Linked DNA regions of Homo sapiens: region 2 is linked to region 1. A link is an interaction called in ENCODE POLR2A ChIA-PET data of the cell type or tissue named here. Cell type or tissue: PC-9. All regions are shown on one strand.

The links. ChIA-PET counts read pairs that join two places held together with the same protein. Peaks named below come from ENCODE experiments on the same cell type or tissue, not always from the same donor. Only the 100,000 strongest peaks of a DNase experiment are listed, where the experiment ranks them.
Region 2: POLR2A ChIA-PET joins it to region 1 with 7 read pairs; 8 of 35 experiments call an interaction of 5 or more read pairs at or near these places.

The regions. Positions count from the first base shown.
Region 1 is chr5:134,591,232-134,593,731 of GRCh38, reverse strand. No RefSeq gene overlaps it. Among named protein-coding and RNA genes, the nearest start is that of SAR1B, 40 kb to the left of the region's middle. RefSeq lists enhancers at 720-1,313, 2,134-2,193. In PC-9, no CTCF peak of the experiment used is centred here; DNase peaks (open chromatin) are centred at 1,191 and 2,261; H3K4me3 peaks cover 666 bases; H3K27ac peaks cover 2,500 bases.
Region 2 is chr5:134,167,797-134,170,296 of GRCh38, reverse strand. All of the region lies in intron 2 of SKP1 (S-phase kinase associated protein 1), which reads left to right. Among named protein-coding and RNA genes, the nearest start is that of SKP1, 7.9 kb to the left of the region's middle. In PC-9, no CTCF peak of the experiment used is centred here; no DNase peak of the experiment used is centred here.

The sequences.
Region 1 (2,500 bases):
AAACATAAAGCAAAACAAAAAAACCTCTGACCTGGGACTGTCTTTGCCTGAACAGTGGAGCAGTATGGTGGTTTCATCCATTAAGCAGAAGTGTAATGGATGAAGAAGGGAGAATACCCTGTGTTTTAATCCCCTAGGAAAGTACTGAACTTGAAAAATCAAGTGGGCAGAGTAGCTTAACTGTCATGAAATAGTCCAAAGACTGCCCAGTGAAAGTGAATTGGACTTCATCTATGACTCCAGGACTCAAGAGGACCTGTGAATAGAAATGTCAGGTGTCAAAGAGACATTACAATTGAATTTAAGAGAGACCTTTTTAACACAGCTGTGGGTTGCCTTTCAAATGATGGGCTGTTGTTGGAATTCAAACAGTCTCTCCTAGAGAGGGGAACTCCATGGGATAGTGATTGGATGAAATGAGCTCTCACACTCTCCCCAAACTCAGAGGTCCTACAAACCACATGAGGCTTTTCAGATGAGGGCCATGAAGGAGTTAAAATTGACGGGGCAAGTTAGTGCCAATCCCATGCCCTTTCTTGACTGGATGGAAGTATTCCTGGAGGGGAGAGGAATCCCTAAGATTTACTCTCTTCTTGAGAGTCCCCTCTGATCCCCGATGCCTCTACGGGGGCATGTCTACTTCTCCTGTGACATTGGCTCACTTGAGACTCTTTTTTTTTGGGACAGGGTCTCACTCTGCCACCCAGGCTGGGGTACAGTGGTATGATCACAGCTCACTGCAGCCTCCTGGACTCAGACTATCCTCCCACCTCAGCTTCCTGAGTAGCTGGGACTACAGATGCCCACCACCACACCCAGCTAATTTTGTATCTTTTTGTGGAGATGGGGTTTTGCCAGGTTGCCCAGGCTTCACTTGTGACTCTTACCTGGATGTGGCAGAGATAAGGCCCATCCATCAGACCTCCCTCCCAAGCCTCCTAGGATGCTACTTCAGTAAGGAATGGGCATGAATATTCCAGCTGGCATTTAGGGAGCAATGCTTTGATACCAAGCAACAGGCACTAGAACCAGGCAGGCTCCCAGAGTCCCAAAATAGCAGTTCAGAGTACCCACAGGTGAAAGTTTATTTTGCTGAGTCACTTTTCCTCCTTGGCTTCTACAAACCCTTGGCTGTTCTTCTGAGTTTCATGTTAATCACAACATTCAATCCCTAGCAATGGAATGTTCCTTTTTTGCAAAAGGGGTGAGGTGAGGGCACAGGAGGGATGTCCTATTCAACTACCTCTAGCCTCTCGGGTTACAAGCTTTCAGGTGTGAAGGATGATCACAGAGCTGACAAGGGGCCTGAGTAACCCACAAGGCTGGGGAGCTGTGTGGTTTTTTGGCCCAGGCAGCTGACTGTCAGATATGTGACTGAAGCGGCTTCTCTGACCATCAGCTGTTTGCAACCAGCCCCCATCTAGGGGCTGCACCGGGCCAGTCCCTAGAGTGGAACTGACCCCAGACCACCGTTGGGCTTAGGGAGGCCCGTGAAAACTTGTAAACAAACAGGGTTTACCGGCTCAGAATCCGGGAAGTGAGAGTTGGTAAACAAATCCCTCTGGCCTCCTTGCCTCTGGTCAGTCAGCAAGTCTGTGAGTGCTCTCCTGTACCACTGTGTCCTGCCCTCCTCTAACACCTTTTGTGGCTCCTCATTTTGTCCACTTCATACCCATGTCCTCTTTGAGCCTCTCAGCCACCCTGCATGGTGGGCCCAGCAGGAGCTCTCATCCTTATTAACAAATGAGGAAACTAAGGGCCAGAATGCAGGTCAATAATTTTCCATTACCCCAAGGACAACAAAATTCCATTTCTAGCAGCTTCCTCTTTCGTGGTGGATTCATGGATAAATTCTCTAGACTTGAATGGCCACATGTTGCTTAATGTTCATTGAGAATGGAGGGAAGTGGCCGGGAGCAGTGGCTCATGCCTGTAATCCCAGCACTTTGGGAGGCTGAGGTGGGCGGATCACCTAAAGTCAGGAGTTTGAGAATGGAGGGAAGAATAAGGGGGACCACCCACTAAATACAAACCTCTAGACCCGAGGCAACCCACTTGAGCATTATCCCAAAGACAGAGGCCTCCATCCCTATCAGGGAGGCCTAGGCCCCCTTCCAAGCCTGAGGAGGGATGCCTCCTCTTCTCTTCCAGTGCCTCTAGGCCCTGCTCCATGCTTCACCGTGTCACTATCCCAGCCCGACCTGGCATCTCACCCCATGACCACGCCCATGACTAATCCTGTGCTCCTAATGGCACACTCACCTGGTGACAGATGAGTCAGCCGCCACAATGGTGTTCTGATGGTGCAAAGGTGACAAGCTGAGTGGATAAAGCTTCTTCCTTCTCTCCTCTGCCCAAGTTGTGTATGGAGGCTCACCCAGCCCCATCTGCCAGCTAGCCCCACCTCACCCAGCTGGCCTCAAGTTAAAGGGCCCTGGTGAGATAGGAGAATAGGGAATTAGGGTCACCAAGGATCAAGGCATAAGCAAAAGAACAGCAG
Region 2 (2,500 bases), 420 kb after region 1:
TGAGCCCAAGAGTTCAAAACCAGCCTGGACAACATAGCAGGACCCTGTCTTTACAAAAAATAAAAAATTAGCTTTACAATCCTTTACAGTCATAAAAGCCTTTATTTTATTTTATTTTATTTTTTTGAGATGGAGTTTCACTCTTGTTGCCCAGGCTGGAGTGCAATGGCGCAATCTCGGGCTCACTGCAATCTCTGCCTCCTGGGTTCAAGCAATTCCCCTGCCTCAGCCTCCCAAGTAGCTGGGATTACAGGCATGCGCCACCACACCCAGCTAATTTTTTTTTTTTTTTTTTTGAGATGGAGTCTCACTCTGTCACCCAGGCTGGAGTGCAATGGCACAATCTCGGCTCACTGCAGCCTCCACCTCCTGGGTTCAAGCGATTCTTCTGCCTCAGCCTCCTGAGTAGCTGGGACTACAGGCATGCGCCACCACACCCGGCTAGTTTTTTGTATTTTTATTAGAGACGGGTTTTCACCATGTTGGTCAGGCTGGTCTCGAACCCCTGACCTTGTGATACGTCTGCCTCTGCCTCCCAAAGTGCTGGGATTACAGGCGTGAGCCGCCATGCCTGGCCAATTTTTTTGTATTTTTAGTAGAAACGGGGTTTCACCATGTTAGCCAGGCTGGTCTTGAACTCCTGACCTCAGGTGATCTGCCTGCCTCGGCCTCCCAAAGTGCTAGGATTACATGCGTGAGCCACTGCACCCGGCCAAAAGCCTAATTTTTAATGTGAGTTAAGCCTCGTTCCAAATTACATTTGGATCTAAACAAGCTGGTCTTCTGTATGTTTCCTCTAATATCTTAGTTCTCAAGATAAAAGTATTTTACATTTTATAACTTCTTTCTCTCACCTGATTAAAAAGATTTCATACTTGTTCAGGAAAGACATAAGTGACTTGTTCTACATAGAGCTTTACATGAGACATTGTCATTTTACAGTTTCACTCTAAGCTGAGATAGGATCAGGGATAGGCATTGGTGGGAGGGAGAAGAGAGGGGAGATGAGTGAATCCATCCATGCAAGATAACATGAATTATTTTTGAATCTACTTTCATCTTTACCGCTCCACTGGAACTGCTTATAAAGCTCAGTGAACCCCATGTCATCAAGTGCATTGTCTGTTTTCAGTTCTTATCTAGACCTGTTGACATCATTTGATGCTTGATTATTCCCCTCTTGACTTGGTTCCCAAAATTCCACTTACTGCTTACCTCACACCCTTCTGTCTTCCAGTCTTTAAAGCCTGCAGTTCCCCAGGGCTTCATCCTTGGACCTCTTCGCTATATCTCTACACAGCCATTTGCTTGATGATAGTCTCATAGCATTATAAACCATCTATACACCAGTTCCCAAACTTACCTGCAGTTGTGATTTCTTCTCTTGATTTCTGGACTTGAACATACAACTGCCCTTGGATATCTAGTATTTTACATTTATGAAACTAGAGCTCTTGATCCTCTCTTCCTAAAAATAGTTCCTCTGACAGCCTTCCCCTTACCAATTGGTGGCAACTTCATCCTTTTCATGCCATAAACCTTAGTGTACCCTGACTCTTTTCACATTCTACTTGCCATCTGTTGGCAAATTCTACTGTCTGTACCTTCAAAATGCAGACAGAATTAGGTCATTTCTTACCACCTCCTTAGCTACAAACCTTGTCCAGGCTATCATCTTGTGCCTGGATTATTGATAGCCCCGTAATTGTGTCCCTTAACCCATGTTCTTTAACTTCCTTACCCATAATATTGTTAACTGTTCCTCATATATCCTGTTGGAAAAAAGTGTATTTCTGTTTTTATTCGGATAATTTTCTTTTTTAACCTACTTTAAAAACTTTAATCTTAGGATCATACCATTATGTTTGGAGCTCCCTGCCTTGTTTTTGTCAGTGGCTGCATGATCTGTTTTGTGCGTGTTTGTGCGCATTTTTAGTATTTTTAGTGTGTATATGTATACACATCTCTAGGTTTCAGATTTGAATAGATTGAGATTTTATTACCTGTAATAGTTTTCATTATTTTACTTTTTAAAATACAGTTCATCTGGAGAATTTGATATAAAGGGTAAGGAAAGGGTCCATCTTTAATTTTTTCAGATGGCTACCCAGTCATTCAAGCCCAACTTACTAAATCACTTTTCCTACCAATTAAGAACTTATTTTATGTAATATTCCTTTATTTGTGTACTCACACAAGTTTATATAGTTTTGGGTGGTCATGGACTCCATCGTTAGGAGCCACCAATTTTTAAATGCTCCTAAGAGAGCTGTTCTAAGTAAAGTACTTTTTATATTCTTTCAGACATGTCTTATAAGTTATAGTCGTCCCTTGGTATCCATGGGGGATTGGTTTCAGGACACCCCTGTGGATACCAAAATCCACCAATACTCAAGTCCCTTATAATAAAACAGTGTAGTATTGGCATATAACATATGCACATCACTGTGTATACTTAAAATCCTCTCTAGATGGCTGGACGCGGTGGCTCACGCCTGTA